Linked DNA regions of Homo sapiens: region 1 is linked to region 2. Evidence: read pairs that join two places in POLR2A ChIA-PET (ENCODE). Cell type or tissue: GM12878. All regions are shown on one strand.

Region 1 (2,500 bases), 270 kb after region 2:
ACCAACCCGATTCACATTCCCAAACCCTTTCTTGTATTTAACTTTTCAGAAACGTTCCATCTGCTCTCTCTCAGCACCACTTTGCAGCTAATCAAGAAGACGCAAGCAGACATCCACTGGGGGTGGGGAGGAGTTCCGAGAGTGCTGAGCCTTCCGGATTAAAGGGACATACGCTGCTGCCCGAATCCCAAATGCAGCGTGATGCCACTACCGCAGCCCAGCTGCAGCCTTGAGGAAGAGGGTGCAGGAGCTACAGAGGCTGTCCTTGACATGATTCAGCCTTCAAAGCAGGATTAACTGCTGCTGCCTCCAGACCTTCCTGTTTTGTGAGAAAAACAAATCCCAATGTGTTTAAGCCTCCATGAGTCAGGTTCTCATTTACATGTAGCCGAAAGCATTTCTGAAGGGTGCAAACACACTCGAAAGATAAGATTCTACCCCATCAGCAAAAACCATTAGGTGAAGTTGATGAACATTTTTCAGTCAACACTGGTTTCATGTTAACAGCTTAGTGATCTTCCCAGGGGGTGAGATTTGGGGTGCACTGAGGAGGCCTCCCTACCTAAAATAATTCCAGCAGTCCTGTTATTGATGCCTGAACTTCTACATGCAGAGCCACACGCAATCTGCGTGGTATGCACACACATGCACACACAGCTGTTAGGAGGGGCCTGAACAACCAGGAGTGTAGACGGCAGCGCAGGAGCTTGGGACAGAAAGCCAGGCTGTGGTTTCATGCATTGCAGATCCTATATCCCAGAAGCCATTTCTTTTTCTTTTTCTTTTTCTCTTTCTTGTTTTGTTTTGTTTTTTGAGACAGAGTCTTGTTCTGTCACCCAGGCTGGAGTGTAATGGCGCGATCTCGGCTCACTGCAACCTTCACCTCCCTGGTTCAAGTGACTCTCCAGCCTCAGCCTCCCGAGTAGCTGGGATTACAGGTGTGTGCCACCATACCTGGCTAATTTTTGTATTTTTAGGAGAGACAGTATTTCGCCATGTTGGCCAGGCTGGTCTCGAACTCCTGACCTCAGACGATCTGCCCGCCTCGGCCCCCCAAAGTGCTGGAACTATAGGCGTGCGCCACCACGCCTGGCCAGCCAAATCTATTTGTAACAGATTTCACTTTCAGAAAATTTCTCCATGTAATCCAAATCTTTCATTTTCTAGTACAGACCTCTTTCCCCTTAGCACTCTGTTCTTGATGACTTAGAAGTGTCGTTTCTCTTCACATCATTTGCACGTCATTCCTTCCTGTCTCCAGCTTCTTCTTCCCAGCCCTCCTCCTCCTCTGCACACAGGAAACCTCATTCTGTGGTGTGAACAGGGGGATTCCCGTCTTCCTGAAGCGACTTAGTCTTGAGCTGCCTGTGCCCTTCCCATCACAGTGAATGTTGCCAGTTGGGGATGACTGGGCAGCCATGGGGAAGGTGAGCAGAGGGCAGAGGAGTCCAAGCCCCTGAGGTGGAGGTGGGAGCAGGGAGAGCTGCAGGCTCAGCTGCTGGGGCAGTAGGAGGAGAGCCAGGACCTGGAGGAGTGTGTGTGTGTGTGTGTGTGTGTGTGTGTGTGTGTGTCTGTGTGATTGTGAGTGTGTGTGTGTGGTGCGGTCAGTGGGGAGCGGGGGAGTCTTTTATCTTTACCACTTGTTTGTCTGATTAACCTACTTTTCTTGGTTTCTAGGGAAAGAGCAAAAAAATTTTTTCTTTCTCTGAGACAGGGAGTAAAGCACGTGGCATCAAGACTGCAGCAGAAGGCCAGGCGCAGTGGCTCACACCTGTAAACCCAGCACTTTGGGAGGCTGAGGGTGGGGGTGGATCACCTGAGGTCAGGAGTTCGAGACCAGCCTGGCCAACATGGGGAAACCTCATCTCTACTAAAAATACCAAATTAGCCAGGTGTGGTGGCACGTGCCTGTAATCCCAGCTACTCGGGAGGCTGAGGCAGAAGAATCACTTGAACCTGGGAGGCGGAGGTTGCAGTGAGCCGAGATCATGCCACTGCACTCCGGCCTGAGCAACGAGTGAAACTCCATCTCAAAAAAAAAAAAAAAAAGAAAGAAAGAAAGAAAAAGAAAAAAAAAAAGACTGCAACAGAAGCGCAGGGCACCCTGGGATGCCTGCAGCCTCTCACCTTCAACCTCTGTGCTGGGATCCATCAATTCCCTTCCCATTTGACTGTCAAATCAGAAGGGTCTTTGCTAATTTCAGCATAAATTGGGAGAAAGCTGACCTCGATTTAGCTGGAATGACAGCAATGACTAATTTGTACACCAGAATTAATAAAGCTAGCTCTTGCCCCACAGGGAGAGAAAGATGATGTGGTTTTCTTGCATCTGCCCTAACTGAGATTGCTTTTTGGCAAGGATAGAGAAATGCTCATTCTCCACACTCCCAGGAGGGGGTCTGCTGACAGCTCCTGGACTGTCACCTGAATTGAGGTGTGACTGGGCCAGGGGTGTCCCAAGCCAACCAGCCAGGCACCTGGACGGGTGGGCTCTTGACCC
Region 2 (2,500 bases):
GTGAAACCCTGTCTCTACTAAAAAAAATACAAAAAAATAATTAGCTAGGTGTGGTGGTGCCTGCCTGTGGTCCCAGCTACTTGGGAGCCTGAGGTAGGAAGATCGCTTGAACTCAGGAGTCAGAGGCTGCAGTAAGCCGGGATCACACCCCTGCACTCCAGCCTGACAGTGAAATCCTGTCTCAAAAAAAAAAAAATGCAGACAACTCAAGGATTGATAAAATTTGAAATTTTTTCATTAACACCTTAGCATGAATGAAGACTGAAACCTAGTTTTCTTTTTGATAAAGACAATGGAGGCGTCCAAGGGCTAAGGACATACATCCCCAGGGAGGGAAAGAGAAAGAGAAAAAGTAGGAAAAGGGGCTAAAAATGGTGTTTGTCTCACTGCTTTCTTCAGTTGAGCTCTTCTTGGTCTTGTGCTGCTAACTTGATGATTTTCATTCGCCTTTGACGACTCAGCCCATTAAGCCAAAGAGGCTCACCTGGTGCGACTGTTACTCACAATGGCTCACACGTGTTGGGTGCACGTGCTGGGCCAAGCATCATGCACGCTGTAAGGTATATAGATGTGATTTGGTCAAGGTAGAGACCGAGGCGGATATACAGGCCTGCACGGCTCAGTGAGTTTGGTGCGCAGGCGCACACCTCCGCTTGTTACATAACCTGTTTGTGTAAGTTCATACTTGGCTCTGAGCCACTATTGTCTGTAAAAGGTATAACTGCCCTGCTGACGCCGTACAGGTGCTTTTGAGGCTCAGCTTGGCTCGACATGGCTTGATGTGGTGGGTGCGCTGGCGCCCAGAGAAAGGGAGACAGCCAAAGCTGTCCATCTTGTAGACAGACAGGAGGGAGCCAGGACACAGCTCTGCTTGCTTGTGCCAGAGAAAGAAAGAGTTAAGCTGCTGACCCTGAAGGCAAGGGAGAGCCGGGGGTCACAGGAGCCACAGAGCCAAAGCAAATAGCAGAGATAAAGGTGGACAGGGTGAGAGAGCTAATGTGAGTAAGCTGCTAATAAAAAGCCATTGATGAGAACTGCTGCTGAATAAAACCATATTCACCTGCCTAGGCCCCCTGCACCAAAGCGTTTCTGCTCATCCACCCCACTCACCTTGGACTTCAGCATGGGCTGGACCTGGACCGGGGTCTGACACACACCAACTCGGTTAATCCTCACAGTAAACCTGGGAAGGAGGTGCCATTTTGCCCATCGTTTACCAGGACACTGAGAGGCAGGGAGTGTGACCTGCATGAGGTCACTTGGAGCATCACTGTAGGGGACTAACACCCTACACGGCTATGCGGCCTTGTTCTCTGCTCCGAATGCCATCTTCACAGATTGTTCTCATGTCCCTTACAACTGCGTATCTATAAATAAGTGGATTTGCTCTCTGGTCTCTAAGACTTTAAAAGCTAAGGTTAAGGAGTGTGTGTGTTAGGGGAAGGGTGGGGACAGCAGCAAAGACTTGCACAGATAATTGTCCCCAAATAGTCTCAATGAAGGCACCTCTGATAAGGGCATATGGCAAAGCCCTGAACCATCCCTAAATTTCAATTTTCTTCTAGCAGTCATATGACTGATCTATGGTCAGGAGGATGTGAACAGAAATGATCTACATGCCTTCTGAAAAAAAGGGGGCATGCATAGCCTCCCTTTCATTCTTTTTTCTTTTATATATTTTTTTTATTTTATTTTTTTCGAGACAGGGTCTCACTCTGTCTCCCAGGCTGGAGTGCAGAGATGCAATCTCAGCTCACTGTAATCTCTGCCTCCCGGGTTCAGGCGATTCTCCTGCCTCAACCTCCCAAGTAGCTGGGAGTACAGGTGTGTGCCACCATGCCCAGCTAATTTTTGTTTGTTTGTTTTGAGATGGAGTTTCGCTCTTGTTGCCCAGGCTGGAGTGCAATGGCACGATCTCGGCTCACTGCAACCTCCGCCTCCCAGGTTCAGGAGATTCTCCTGCCTCAGCCTCCCGAGTAGCTGGGACTACAGGCATGTGCCACCATGCCCGGCTAATTTTGTATTTTTAGTAGAGATGGGGTTTTTCCATGTTGGTCAGGCTGCTCTCCAAGTCCCGACCTCAGCTGATCCACCCATCTCACCCTCCCAGAGTGCTGGGATTACAGGCAGGAGCCACGGTGCCCAGCCTAATTTTTGTATTTTTAGTAGAGGCAGGGTTTCACCATGTTGGCCAGGCTGGTCTCGAACTTCTGGCCTCAAGTGATCCACCTGCCTCAGCCTCCCAGAGTGCTGGGATTACAGGTGTGAGCCACTGCGCCTGGCCCTCCCCTTCATTCCTGTTCCCCTCCACAGGTTGGGGAGCAATCTTGGACCACATGGAAAAGGGCAACCTACTCAGGACAGCAGAACAACCAGCAGAAGGAACCGGGGGGCTGACACCTGGGGCTGGTTGAGCTCATCTGTACTTGGCTATGCCCAGACTCTTATGCGGGAAAGAAAATAAACTTTGGTTTAGTCCACTGTTATTTTTTGGTCTTTA

What was found. Peaks named below come from ENCODE experiments on the same cell type or tissue, not always from the same donor. Only the 100,000 strongest peaks of a DNase experiment are listed, where the experiment ranks them.
Region 1: POLR2A ChIA-PET joins it to region 2 with 7 read pairs; 2 of 35 experiments call an interaction of 5 or more read pairs at or near these places.

What each region holds. Positions count from the first base shown.
Region 1 is chr10:6,128,752-6,131,251 of GRCh38, forward strand. The region is part of intron 1 of LOC101928080 (a long non-coding RNA gene); the gene reads right to left. Among named protein-coding and RNA genes, the nearest start is that of MIR3155A, 22 kb to the right of the region's middle. RefSeq lists enhancers at 1,177-1,226, 1,277-1,356, 1,367-1,446. In GM12878, no CTCF peak of the experiment used is centred here; a DNase peak (open chromatin) is centred at 1,290; H3K4me3 peaks cover 404 bases.
Region 2 is chr10:5,855,644-5,858,143 of GRCh38, forward strand. No RefSeq gene overlaps it. Among named protein-coding and RNA genes, the nearest start is that of TRV-TAC3-1, 3.1 kb to the left of the region's middle. In GM12878, no CTCF peak of the experiment used is centred here; no DNase peak of the experiment used is centred here; H3K27me3 peaks cover 152 bases.